Linked DNA regions of Homo sapiens: region 1 is linked to region 2. The links are chromatin contacts, found by POLR2A ChIA-PET in ENCODE. All regions are on one chromosome and are shown on one strand. Each heading gives the region's core, a stretch centred on a gene start or an enhancer-like site at or near the end of the contact. The rest is flanking DNA. Distances are from core to core; before and after follow the strand shown.

Region 1 (6,897 bases), core at 1,479-3,978, about 13 Mb after region 2:
TGATGAAAAATCTGGTTTGTTAGTCTTTTTGTTTGTTTGCCTTTTTGTCTACTTATGAGTTCAAATCAGTTAAGACTTCCATGCCCATTGGGAAGGAGAACAGCTTTTTGTTATCTAGTCCACTGAATTTTTATGTTTCTGAATTTACTTTCGACCTGTGGCCAAAGTTGCAGAACCAAAGCTATATGCTATGTGTCTATGTGTCTTCCCGGCTGTAATCAACAAAGGCCTTCCCCTCTTGTTGTGGGAGTAAAAAAATCTTACTACCTTTGTAAAGTTTTAATAAGTTATATTATTTCATGTCTTAAAGGAGCTCTGTTATAATTCACTTATGGAAACAAACACATGTAAATCAATTATTTCTAAAATTCCAGAAAATAAGTAAATTAAACTTATGCATGCAAAATTTCTTAAAAATGCTGAAACCATCCTGACAGGGTTAACAAGATTACAAGCCAGCCTTTAGGCAGGTTAGTTAGGCACTGACCAGGGTGCATTGGTGCCCTTCAATTCACTTCCCTGCAGCTGCTAACTAACCAAAAGCCTTGCAGCACACTGATCACCTACTCCCTGATTGCTCCTATCCACAGAATCTCTGACACTAGCTCTTTGTACCCAGGAATTGCTTAAGGTATTTTTCAGATCCTGAATTCCCACAAAACAGCTGATGCCAAACTGTCTAGGGATCCCCACCAGGAAGGGCACAGTGGCTCACGCCTGTAATCTTAGCACTTTGGGAGGCCAAGGTGAGAGGATCGCCTGAAGCCCGGAGTTTGAGACTAGCCTGGGCAACAAAGTGAGACCCTGCTTTACAAAAAAAAAATTTTTTTAAATAAATAAATAAAGACCTCCACCAAGAAACAACACTGGAATGAAGTTTCTTCATCTCCCTGTCCCATGACTTCACCTCTCACTTCCTGACCAATCAGAAATCCCCACACTTTAGCCCATTGCCCCTCCAGACTTCTTAAAAATGCCATCTCTAATCTCTTGGGGAGGTGGATTTGAGGATTGCTCTTGTCTCCTCATTTGGCTGCCACTTGATTATGGAACTCTTTATCTGCTGCAACTCCTATTCTTTCTGTTACCGCACAATGGACAATCGAACCTGATGGTCCTATAACAATCTTTCTTACAGAAATTGCTAGTACAGAAAGAATCCAGGTTCAAATAATCAAGGCAAATCTTTGGCGAATAATATTAAGTTTTGGTTAAAAAAAATCCCAGCTATGTCTTTTCTCAGTGTTAAGTATTATACATGTGTACATTTTGAGTTTGTTTCCTTACCGAGAATAATTAATCTGAACTTCCTAAATTTATAAAAGTTTACTATTGATAAGCTAATATTAACATTACATTGTTTAAGATCCTGAAAAATGTGAATTTGTTCAACAAAACTGAATCATTCTCACATTTAACAGTAATTGTTTCTTTGTGCCTTAAACTATTAATAATTTCTATGATCTGTAGATAACTTAAAACTTAGTATTAAATTGAGCTAATTAATGGATACTTCTTGGATGCCTAGATATGTTCTTGCATAATTTTATGTTTACATCGTTTTGCTTATTTTTATATGCTACAGAGACTACAACTCTGAGTCACAGTAATGATGTGTTCATGTTTGCCACTTGTCAGCGTGTGTAAAAATGGTTGTGGTGGCTTTATACAGTTGTGTTCTATCGCGCCTTTTGCAGCAACATGGATGCATCTGGAGGCCATGATCCTAAAAGAATTAACGCAGAAGCAGAAAACCAAATACATGTTCTCACTTGAAAGTGGGAGCTAAGCATTGGGCACACATGGACACAAAGGTGACATTAATAGACGCTGGGGACTACTAGAGTGGGGAGGGAGGCAGGGAGGGGCTGAAAAACTTGGGTACTATGCTCAGTATCTGGGTGACCAGCTCATTCGAATTCGAAACCTCATAGCCAGGTAACAAATACGCAGTGTACCCCCTAAATCTAAACGTTGGAATTATTTTTTAAAAGAAAGTTATGTTCCATGTATTTCTAAGCTTACTCTCCTAAAATGGTTGAATATTACAGTTCTCAATTATTTATCTCCATGTAGAAGGATGACAGGGACTGTGCGCTAGTGCCAGCCTCCGCTGAGAGCGCCAAGACATTACAGCAAGCGACGGTAGGAGAGCTTGTAACGTGAAGCACCACCACACCTCTGTACTTCAAACTTAACCACAGAGACCGACTCCCAAACCAGCAAGTGCGTAAGCGCCGCCGCGCTCACCACCCGCCCCGCCCCTTCCGCATGCTAATGCCTTCTTCCGGCAGCCTTAGTTTCTTCCAACCAGTGCAGCTCCCTGTTCCGCGAGCATACGTCATCGTTCTCGCTTTCCGGTAGCTAAGGCGATCAGCGGGACTTCCCACTGAGACGAGCGGATGTCATATTGTATCAGGGCGAACCTCTGAGGAGCGCTGGCTGCGCTTAGGCAACGGTGCGGCAGGCGCCGGGGTTTTCTGAAACAGAAACGTTTAGGGGTGGGGAAACGTGTTCCGAGGAACTCTCGTTTTGAAGTGCGACATACACCTGTCTTGCCCTGTTCCAAGATGGTGGCAGAGCTTCTCTGAGTCTCTCGCTTCCTCCAGTCCGTCGGAGAAGCGCTCTTTGATTGGCCAGTGGACAGCGCCGTGGCATGACGCGCTGGGGCGCTGGCCAATCGGTTGAGAGCTGAGCTGGACTTGGCGGTGGGAGCCGGAGCCTGCTTGTTGCAGCTGTGGGTGAGGACGGCTCTAGCTAGGTGAGCGGCTCCGGCCAGGTGAGCGGGGCGCATAGGTGACGGAGGGCCGAGGGCACGGGTATGAGTTTCTGCCGGGGGCGAGGTGAGCGGCTTCTGGGAGGAGGCCTTTTCTTGACAGTTTAGGGTAGCGGGGGAATGGATGATCCGGGAGTCCCCTGCGGATGTCGTCCCGCACCAGGCCGGGACCGATTTCTGGCTCCAGTTTCCCCAGAATTGCGGAGTGCGCACACCTGGAAGGACCCAAGTCCCGTTTTATAGTTGAGAAACTCAAGACTCAGACAAGTGAAACGACTTTTGCTTCATGACAGCTGGAACTGGAACCCAGGTCCTTGGACTCCCTTCAAGGATTAAACCTCACTTATTCTTACATACACATGGTCACTGTGTCCTGAGAAGTTACGAGTTGGCGCGATAAGGGTGGTTCAGATTTTTTGGCATATTCTCCTGTTATCTTTCCAGGCCTTTCATTCATTCACTAATTCATACTTTCAGTTATTTACCTCTTCAGATACCTTCCCCGATACTTTGGTAAAAGCTATGGACCCATCTCCCTAGAAAAACGGCATATTCCCTCATGCGCATAACTTCAGATGATTAGTGGACCTTCTATAGTCCCCTTGGATTATGTGTCCACTGCTAAGAATCCAGACCCTAGAAGGGTGAGGGAAACAGGCAGTAGGAAAAGGAGGGAGCAGGTCTTAGGCTGTACATGCTTGGAAACCATTAGATGGAGGCAGTAGCTTCTTTTTTTTTTTTTTTTTTTTTGAGATGGAGTCTCGCTCTGTCGCCCAGGCTGGAGTGCAGTGGCGTGATCTCGGCTCACTGCAACCAATGCCTCCCAAGGTCAAGCAGTCCTCCCTGCCGCAGCCTCCCGAGTAGCTGGGATTACAGGCACCTGCCACCACGCCCAGCTAATTTTTGTATTTTTAGTAGAGACGGGGTTTTGCCATGTTGGCCAGGCTGGTCTTGAATTCCTGACCTCAGGTCATCCACCGGCCTCGGTCGCCCAAAGTGCTGGGATTACAGGCGTGAGCCACCGCGCCCGGCCGCCAGTGCCTTTTAATAAAGAACGTTTTGAGAGAGAGACGGTTATTTAATGAAATCTGCTGACATACTTGCTGAGAGTTGTGATAGAACTTGCTTTCATTCCGACTTTAGTTATCCCTTTGCTTCCCATGAAGCTCCAGAGTGCTTCCTGTGCACACAGTGCTTCAGGTTCTTGCCGTTGCCAGAAATAAACAGATTTCTTAGAGTTTCAGTTGGAGCAAACATTGGAATTCTTGTGTTCTGGGCTTTATGTAGTAGAGTAATTCATTTGCTTTTCTAGCCATGCAATATTATTGCCTTAATCAAAATTATTTACAGTATGGTACTTCCCAAAATAACAGACAGTTGTTATCCATATTCAGGAAGTGGGCGCGAGAGGCCACTTTAATTTGATAGACTCTTTAATTTGCCTTTTTACTACTTTTCTTGAGGGGCTTGTTCCCTTGAACCCCAATAGCTGAGTTGTGTGTTACCCTAGATTTTAGGATATGAACAGGATGTATAAATACTCAATGAAGTTGGGATCATCTGGGTTTGAGAGTTTAGCCTGTAGGACAGTTTTACTGACCACAGTCTTCATTTTTTTTTTGAAACAGAGTCTGGCTCTGTCGCCCAGGCTGTGCAATGGCATTGTCTCGCCTCACTGCAATCTCTGCCTCCCGAGTTCAGACGATTCTCCTGCCTCAACCTCCTGAGTAGCTGGGACTATGGGCACGTGCCACCACACCTGGCTAATTTTTGTATTTTTAGTAGAGACGGAGTTTCACTGTGTTGGCCAGGCTGGTCTTGAACTCCTGACCTCGTGATCCGCCCATCTCAGCCTCCCAAAGTGCTGCGAGTATAGGTGTGAGCCACCACACCTGGCCTTGACCACAGCCTGTCAAGGCATGAACATAAGCAACCGTGGTGAGGAAAGAGGTTCTGGTGAGACTCAGCATAATAGTAATTTTGGTAATACCAAGTAGAAATAATTTAGCTCAAAACTGGTTCCCATTATGAACCAAACTTGAAGATCAGTATCCAGCTCTTTTCTCCAAAGTTAACAAAGTGCGGAAGGGAATGAGCACCCCCCCGCTACTGAAAAAAAAATCACTTGGAATGTAAAATTTAATAGAGGAAGAAAGGAAGGAGATTAGAGAGGAAGATAGTTGGATGCCGAAACAGGGTTCAAGACTTACCCTTGAGCAAGGGGCTGAAATTGGCTTGACTGATAGGACGTGTGATCTGTGAGGAGGTTTGAAGTAGTAGTGTTTAACTACATGTAGTTTGGAGATGATCAGGTGATTGTAAACCTCCCACTCCTTTGATTTATTTTTAAGTGCTTGAAAGGAGAGGTGAGAAAGGAGCAGTGATCAATGATAACTGTGCGGTTAACTGACTTTTGGGTATCAGATGGAAAAGAAATACTGTCATTCTACAGCAACAGGTTCTTCCCAAGTATTTAAGAAACACTGTGTTAGTTGGGCCGGGTACAGTGGGTCACGCCTGTAATCCCAGCACTTTGGAAGGCCAAGGCGGGTGGATCACCTGAGGTCAGGAGTTTGAGACCAGCCTGGCCAACATGGTGAAACCCTGCCTCTACTAAAAATACAAAAAATTAGCCGGGCTTGGTGGCACAGGCTTGTAATCCCAGCTACTTGGGAGGCTGTGGCAGGAGAATCGCTTGAACCCGGGAGGTGGAGGCTGCAGTGAGCTGAGATGGGAAAAAAAGAGAAACACTGTGTTACATGACCCATCTTCTTTTTTTGACATTTAGTTCAGAATTTCACATACCATTAAGGTAATTAAAGTTTTATCTTCAGTTCCCTTTTAGACTATGGCGACATACCTGGAGTTCATCCAGCAGAATGAAGAACGGGATGGTGTGCGTTTTAGTTGGAACGTGTGGCCTTCCAGCCGGCTGGAGGCTACAAGAATGGTTGTACCCCTGGCTTGTCTCCTTACTCCTTTGAAAGAACGTCCAGACCTACCTCCTGTACAATATGAACCTGTGCTTTGCAGCAGGCCAACTTGTAAAGCTGTTCTCAACCCACTTTGGTATGGATTCTTTTGAAACTGGTAAAAATGATAAATACAATATATTATGAATTTTATGTGATGCTCATAAAAGTCATTAAATTTGGGCAGGTCATCAAATTTGTGATAAGTAGTAGATGATGAGACTCCTAAACGATTCTTGTGGTGAGTAGTAAGTGGTGAATATTTGTAGAAATCTCCCTGGCCTGATAATTCCAGATAAAATTGGAATCTTACAGGAATGAGGTAGAGGTAGAGGGAGAGGATTTGTAATTCACTTTTTTTTTGGCTGATAATCAGTTTGCTTTTGGCTTAACTGTAGACTTTATTGATTCCTCTTAAAGTAATTTCCCAGAAGAATTCGAAAGCTTAGACCGTCTTCTCATGCTTCCCGGGTACAGTGATGCTATATGGCAAGGAGAAGTAGCAGGCAGAAGAAATTTTAACTGTTAACAATTTGTTAAGTGTAATTTTTTTTTTTTTTGTGCCTGAGATAGTGACCTATTTCTTTTAAATGTGGGCATTATTTGAAATGATTTTTAAACAGGTAGAGAGTGTCATAAAATTTTTATATGAGGGAACATTTTTTACTTCATTCTCATTGCTTTTATTTAATGTGCCCATATGTGAATGCATAGCCACTGGTTATTAATTTTCTAAATGTAGAAAATAAGGGAAAAGTAACTGAAGCATTATCTTGAACCAATTTGAGGAAGTGAAATGTGCTTGCCCAACTTTTCTTAAAATGGGCTAAGTCAGGTTAAAAATCTAGAAGCATTTTCCTGTGTGTGAAATATGCTTTTAATGTTGGAATTTAGTAGTTTCACATAGCCGGACAATAAAGATGTTAGAAAAAAATCATGAAGAGTATGTTAAGATAAAAGGCAAGAGAGAAATAATGTATAATTTATATAAATCATGACATTTAAAAAATTAGGAAATTGGAAAAGAGAAAAAGATTTAGTATTTCTTCACTGTGGCTGTTTGATGGAAATTGTGGTGTACTTAGCCAGAATTCTAACTGCGGTGAACGTTTTGCATACTCATACTTATGCATACACATAGAAACACTT
Region 2 (6,559 bases), core at 3,861-6,360:
TACAGGCATGAGCCACTGTGCCCAGCCTCAAACTGTTACACAATGCTTTATCACTTAGAATTTCTTTTTTTTTTTCTTTTTCTTTTTCTTTTTTTTTTTTCTGAGACAGAGTCTCACTCTATCACCCAGGCTGGAGTGCAGTGGTGTGATCTTGGCTAACCGCAATCTCCGCCTCCTGGGTTCAAGCAATTCTCATGCCTCAGCCTCCTGAATAGCTAGGATTACAGGCATGCGCCATCACACCTGGCTAATTTTTGTATTTTTAGTAGAGACGGGGTTTTGCCATGTTGGCCAGGTTGGTCTTGAACTCCTGACCTCATGTGATCTGCCTGCCTTGGCCTCCCAAAGTGCTGGGATTACAGGCATGAGCCACCGCGCCCGGGTCTATTTTGTTTTAAAAGAACTTTTAGACTTTAAAAACATTCTTATTATATATTACTCTTGTGCAAACATGAAAAAATTTAAGCTACATTGGTTAAGGCATTCCTACTGTTTCTCCACTCAGTTAGTTGCTGATTCTGCTGTTTTTCTGTATAATATCCTACTCTGTGTTGTCAAGGGTATTGATGATGCAGTATTTTTCAATAGTGCTATTCTATTGTCTCTGGAATTTCTTGCAAGCCTCTGCTACTCATTTGTAAGTTTTGATGTTGGCACTTTCTTGCTTTATGTGTGATGGACTACCCATTTGCATACATCTCAATATCAAAACATAATACAGCATCATCTGTTTGTGGTTCTTTTCCTTTCTTGGGTCCGTTAAAATCTCAGTTCCTTTGCAAAATGTGGAATGTGTTCCTTCCTCCAGTGAGGAACATTTGCTTCACTAAAAACAAATGCATATGCTCCACTACTCTGTTTCAGTTCTGTCTGCTTACATAATAACATTTTGGTTTAATGCCAAATTACATGTAATAGATTTGAAGACATTTTAAATGACAAACTCTATCCATGGGGGATCCACCATGTACATCAATCTGTTTATTTCTGCTCTATTACAGAAGTGATGTCCTCCTAAAAGTGTCAAATGATAAAGAGGTGTACAGTTACGTAAATTTTATGTTAAACTGAAATGAGGACATAAACATGCCTATGACTGTGGTCAGAGAAGGCCTCTCTGAGGAGGTAGCATCTTATCAGAGAAGACAGCTGCTTGGAGAGTTGGAAAAAAGCATTCTAGGCTGAGAGAATAGCATGATTATAAAGGTCAGCATACTTGGAATATATTCAGACAAGTTTGATGTAGAACTCAGACTGATGTGTCTGAAGCAAGAGTGGTGCAAGGTGAGGTTGCAGAGAGGCTGGGGTGAGCTCTTGCAGGACTTTGTAGGCTCTCTAAAAGTGCAAGGGAATGTGGTCAACAGCAGATCTTTGATGTGATCCAATTTACATTTTAAGTGGCTACTCTAACATCTAGTAAAGGTACTATTGGATCAGTGGGAGAAAGAATGAAGTAAATTTTGATCAGATAATTGGTTAAACTATTAGAAAAGAATAAAAGCTGTAGACTTTTCTGGATGGGCGCAGTGGCTCATGCCTGTAATCCCAGAACTTTGGGAGGCTGAGGTAGGTGGATCATCTGAGGTCAGGAGTTCGAGACCAGCCAGGCCAACATGGTGAAACCCCGTCTCTACTAAAAATACAAAAATTAGCTGGGCGTGGTGGTGCACACCTGTAATTCCAGATACTAGGGAGGCTGACGCAGGAGAATTGCTTGAACCCGGGAGGCAGAGGTTGCAGTGAACCAAGATTGCGCCACTGTACTCCAGCCTGGGTGACAGAGCAAACCTCCATCTCAAAAAAAAAAAAAAAGACTTTTCCTAATAATTATTCACTAAATTCTAGATAAAGAATTCAAATTCAAATCTTGACCCAATAAGAAATGGAAAAATATTTTGGTAAATATTTATGAGATCTTCCTATGGGCTTCCAAACATAAGAAAAAAACCCATAAAACATAATGAATAACCATACAAGTTTTAAGACTTCAGTATGCCTCAAAGGATTATATTGGTTAGTATAGTTTAGGTTTCAGTGACAGAGAACTCAACTTGAATGGATTAAGAGAAATAGAAAATTTATTCATCTAAACAAAAAGCCAGAGGTATCTGGCCTCCACTGTCCAGTCCTAGTCTTCATAAACGTGAAGTTTGTTAGCCACATTAATAAGCAAAGAAATGTAAATTCAATGGAGACAGAATTTTAACCTACCAAATTAATAAAAATCATGTTAACACCTGGTGTGTTAGGAAGGATTCAAGGAAGTAGGCACTTAAATACATTGCAAGTGGGAGTATACATTGGTATAATTTTTCTGGTGGAAACTTAGAAATGTGTATCAAAAGCCTTAGAATTTTACTTATTCTTTGACACAGAAATTCGATCTCTAGGGTTTTTTCCTACAGAAGAAATCAGGGGCATTTACCAAGATCAAGCATGCTTAAGAATGTTTCTTGAGCCAGGTGCAGTGGCTGATGCCTGTAATCCCAGCACTTTGGGAGGCCCAGGTGGGCGGATCACCTGAGGTCAAGAATTCAAAACCAGCCTGACCTAAAACCCCTGTCTCTACTAAAAATACAAAAATTAGCCAGCTGTGGTGGCGGGCGCCTGTAGTCCCAGCTACTCGGGAGGCTGAGACAGGAGAATTGCTTGAACCTGGGAGGCGGAGGTTGCAGTGAGCCGAGATCACACCATTGCACTCCAGCCTGAGCAACAAGAGGGAAACTGTCTAAAAAAAAAAAACAAAAAACAAACAAAAAGAAAACAAAAAACGAAAAGAGAGAGAGAGAAGGGCTCTAAAGCTGGCCTAAAGCCCTATTAGCATCACTTCCACCAGACCCCTGTTCGTCACACAGTACTGACTTCAGGAATATACTTGATCTGAGTTCCATTAACCTGAGAGGGCTGAGTGTAATGGATGAGAAGTTTGTTCAGACCACATGTTATCCATCCTAGTAATCATGCTGTGCATTCTATAATTCTGACTTATGTGCATTGATTCTCCAAGCCTCCTTTTATTAGGCTGGATTTGAAAAGGAGCAGCTGAGTTTCTAGAAGGACTGACATGACACTCACTTAGATATGACCTTTCATACCTACGTGCCCCTGAAGGTGAAGTTCTAGACACTAACATCTTCACCTGTCTTAGAAGATCATCTTGCTCGAGTGCTGTGGCTCATGCCTGTAATCCCAGAACTTTAGGAGGCCTATGTGGGAGGATTGCTCGAGCCCAGGAGTTTAAGACCAGCCTAAGCAATAAAGTGAGACTTCATCGCTACACAAAAATTTAAAAGTTAGCTGGGTGTGGTGCTGCACACCTGTAGTCCAAGCTACTCGGGCATATACTCATATAGAAATCAGGAATATATAATGCTGTTTTCAGAATTCTCACTACCTGCCCCAAAACTCACAGCTCAGGTCAAAATTACCAATAGGAAATTTTAGCCAGGCATGGTAGCTCATGCCTGTAATCCCAGCACTTTGGGAGACCTAGGCGGGAGGATCTCTTGAACCCAGGAGTTCAAGACCAGTCTGGGCAACATAGTGAGACCCTGTCTCTAAAAAAAGGAGAAATAAATTAATTAAAATTTAAAAATTGAAAAGAAGAAAAATGTAAAATTATATTTTTTTAAAAAACGAAATTGCAATTCTTTTGTGTGCAAGTGTCTCATTGTGAGATTACAGTATGCTTAAGTTGGGGACGCAGTGTTATATGTGTTTTACATCACTTACAGGGCAGTGAATAGAAAGAACAGGAAACACCAAAGGCAATGCTGGAGCAACACAAGTATTAATAAATGCAGGCAGGCAGTATAGTATGGTGGTTAGAGTGTGGGCTGGTAACAAACCTGTTTGTGTTCTAATTCTTACTAGGCACTTTCTAGCTGGGAGACCTTGGCTAAGGTCCTTTTAAAAGTTTTAAATCCATCCAACAAGTACTTACAATGGATGTGTCAAAGACATAGAGGATGCACAGTAAACAAAGTAGACAGCACTTCTGTCCCAAAAAAGGTCTTTCCATAGTCCAGAAGACAAATTTGAAAAACTGAGGAAGGGCCAGGCTCGGTGGCTCACGCCTGTAATCCCAGCACTTTGGAAGGCGGAGGCGGACGGATCACCTGAGGTCAGGAGTTCGAGACCAGCCTGACCAATATGGTGAAACCCCGTCTCTACTAAAAATACAAAAGTTAGCCGGGCGTGGTGGCGCGCACCTTGGAATTGTTTGCGCCCGGGAGGCAGAGGTTGCAGTGAGTCGAGATCATGCCACTGCACTCCAGCCTGGGCGACAGAGCGAGACTCCGTCACAAAACAAACAAACAAACGAACAAACAAACAAACCACTGAGGAAGATCTTAACTGTAAAATTCAAATCATACCCACTTCCAAGCCATGTGTGGATTAAACGAGATAAGCCAACTAAAGCGATTACTCAGCTCAGTGCCTAGTATACAATTAGTGCTTAACAAGTACTAGCGACCGCTTGGCAAAGCAAAGCAGACTGAAGCGTGGGTTTCATTTCTCATCATGTGATAAGTGATAAAATGCTCTTAACCAGGTCGGCTCACCTGGCCTTTCCATTCGACCTAAATAACGTCTACTTACTTGCGTAAGGGAAGAGCTCTGGCCCAGGTCAGCAAGCATTTGTCAGGCTAGAGCCTCCGGGTGGCGCTTCTCGCCCTCAGTAACCGGTTACCTCCAGAACCAGGGCGCCAGCTCCGGCCATCCGCGGTTAAGCGGGAGCTCCCATTGGCTAATCGCACACTGAAACGCACGCCTTTTCCCGCCCCTGACGCTGCCGTCCAATGCGCGCCTCTCGACTCTGCTCCGCCCCGCCCCGCCCCCGTCGCCCTGCCTCCCTGGCGTATTTGCGCCATTGGTGGATATTCCGGACCGTGATGGTGGCGCTGCGCGTGCGCACTCGCTCCGAGCCCTGCTCCCGGGAGAGGGAGCTCTCGGGTCGGGGCTAGGGAAGGCTGACCCCGCTCGGCCCGGGTGAAAGGGCGGTGACGGCACTGGGTGGGGCCGAGCTCCAGGGCTGGCTGCTGGGCTGCTAAGGGAACTGTGAGCCGCTCAGAGCCGCGCGCCTCCCGGGCGGGGCGGGGCCGGCCGTGGGAGTCCGCGCGTGCCCGCGCCGAGCTGCCTGCTCCGGCGGCTTCGCTGCTAGCTCGCGGCGACGTCGGGCCGATTTTCCCAGGATGACAGAGCTGAGGCAGAGGGTGGCCCATGAGCCGGTTGCGCCACCCGAGGACAAGGTAGCGGCAGCGTCGGGGTGGGCGCGGCCGGGACAGCGGCGCATCCGGGAGGCCTGCGGGGGACGCGCGCAGAGGGGTCGTCTTGTTCTCTGACCCTTTGTCGCAGCCGACGGCGGCCCCGGGCCCGGGTAGCGCGAAGGGCCCTCGGGTGCCCGGCCTTCGCGGCGCGCGCGTCAGGGGTCGGCGGGTCGGGGTCCCGGCTCAGGGTCTGACTGAAGTGGCTCCCCCGGGGCGCAGGAAGGAGCTTCTCGGGAGTGGCGCACGGCCTCCTGCCTCGCTGGGCTGGCTGCGGGGACTCCCCTCTCCCCCAACTCCGTGAGGCCTTCCTGGAGGTGAAGATATGCAGAGCCTTCTTAGGGAGGCGGCTCCTCTGAGCGCAACTTAGGCTCTCCGTTCCCTTTTACAATGTTATTATTTTGGGGGGTGGGGGAATCAGGACAAGGCCATAGCATTTGCCTCCTGGGAGATGTAAATCCCTTCTTGGGCATGAAATCATCGGCTTTGAGCAAAGGGGTGTTACCCAGTGAGCCAGTCCGTCATCAGCAGGTGTTGGAGGGCGTCCTCCCGGTTGATGGGTTGTTTCCTGCACCGTGTGGGCTCTGGTGGGTAGGGGAGGAGAGTAGGAAGGAGGCCATCTTGGCGGGGACAGTGGCGGGGGTGACGGGTGGGGGAGTGGACTCCTTTGGGTGAAGTGAAAGATCTGTGTAGGGGAGTTAAGGAAGGTAGGGATTGGTTTTATTACTGTGGAGGTTGAATGGCAGTATAGGACTTTGTAGCAGTAGTTGTGCTTTCCGAGATAGCAGTGATCAGGAGCCCTGTGTTTGGGAAACTGATCAGACAGTGATGTGTAGAAGGGACTGAGGGAGCCTGGACCAGACTGAGGGAGCCTGGTTCACTCGGGATTGCCCATGAGTGACCTGTAGATGTTTTCTTTGGCCCACATATTGCCTTAAAAATCAGAAAGTTTCTCCTAACAATCTAAATTTCTTGCCTGTCTTAGATAATTGGAGGGTCCACCATCACTTTGTCACCTGCTCAATGGTTGGCTGGAGCTGAGGATCATCGGTTCCCACCAATCCCTGTTGCCTTACACCAGGCTCACGGCTTCCCCTAATGCAGCCTGTAACTTTTTGATGACTGGACGCAACGGACATTAGGGAGACACCCAGAAGGAAGAAAGCACAAGATTTGGTGACAGGATGTCAACAGAGCAGTTACACTAGGAGGAATGTTTTTGGTGAAAGATAATGAGATCATGGGTTTTTTTTAAACAACTTTCGTGTTATTGCAGTTGACAGTGGACTATC

Evidence for each region. ChIA-PET counts read pairs that join two places held with the same protein, here RNA polymerase II (POLR2A).
Region 1: POLR2A ChIA-PET joins it to region 2 with 13 read pairs in PC-9. The contact joins the promoter of SEC23B here to the promoter of CDS2 in region 2. POLR2A ChIA-PET finds 5 or more read pairs at or near these places in 2 of 52 experiments (PC-3 and PC-9).

Annotation. Positions count from the first base shown.
Region 1 is chr20:18,505,212-18,512,108 of GRCh38, forward strand. SEC23B (SEC23 homolog B, COPII component) reads left to right here and starts at 2,729. Exons shown (of 20, transcript NM_006363.6): 1 at 2,729-2,761; 2 at 5,611-5,845. The coding sequence starts at 5,625. RefSeq lists enhancers at 2,270-2,599, 2,950-2,999.
Region 2 is chr20:5,121,898-5,128,456 of GRCh38, forward strand. It overlaps CDS2 (CDP-diacylglycerol synthase 2), which reads left to right and starts at 5,111. Exons shown (of 13, transcript NM_003818.4): 1 at 5,111-5,252. The coding sequence starts at 5,196. It also overlaps a transcript of PCNA not described here. RefSeq lists a silencer at 4,600-5,519 and enhancers at 4,782-5,283, 5,860-5,949.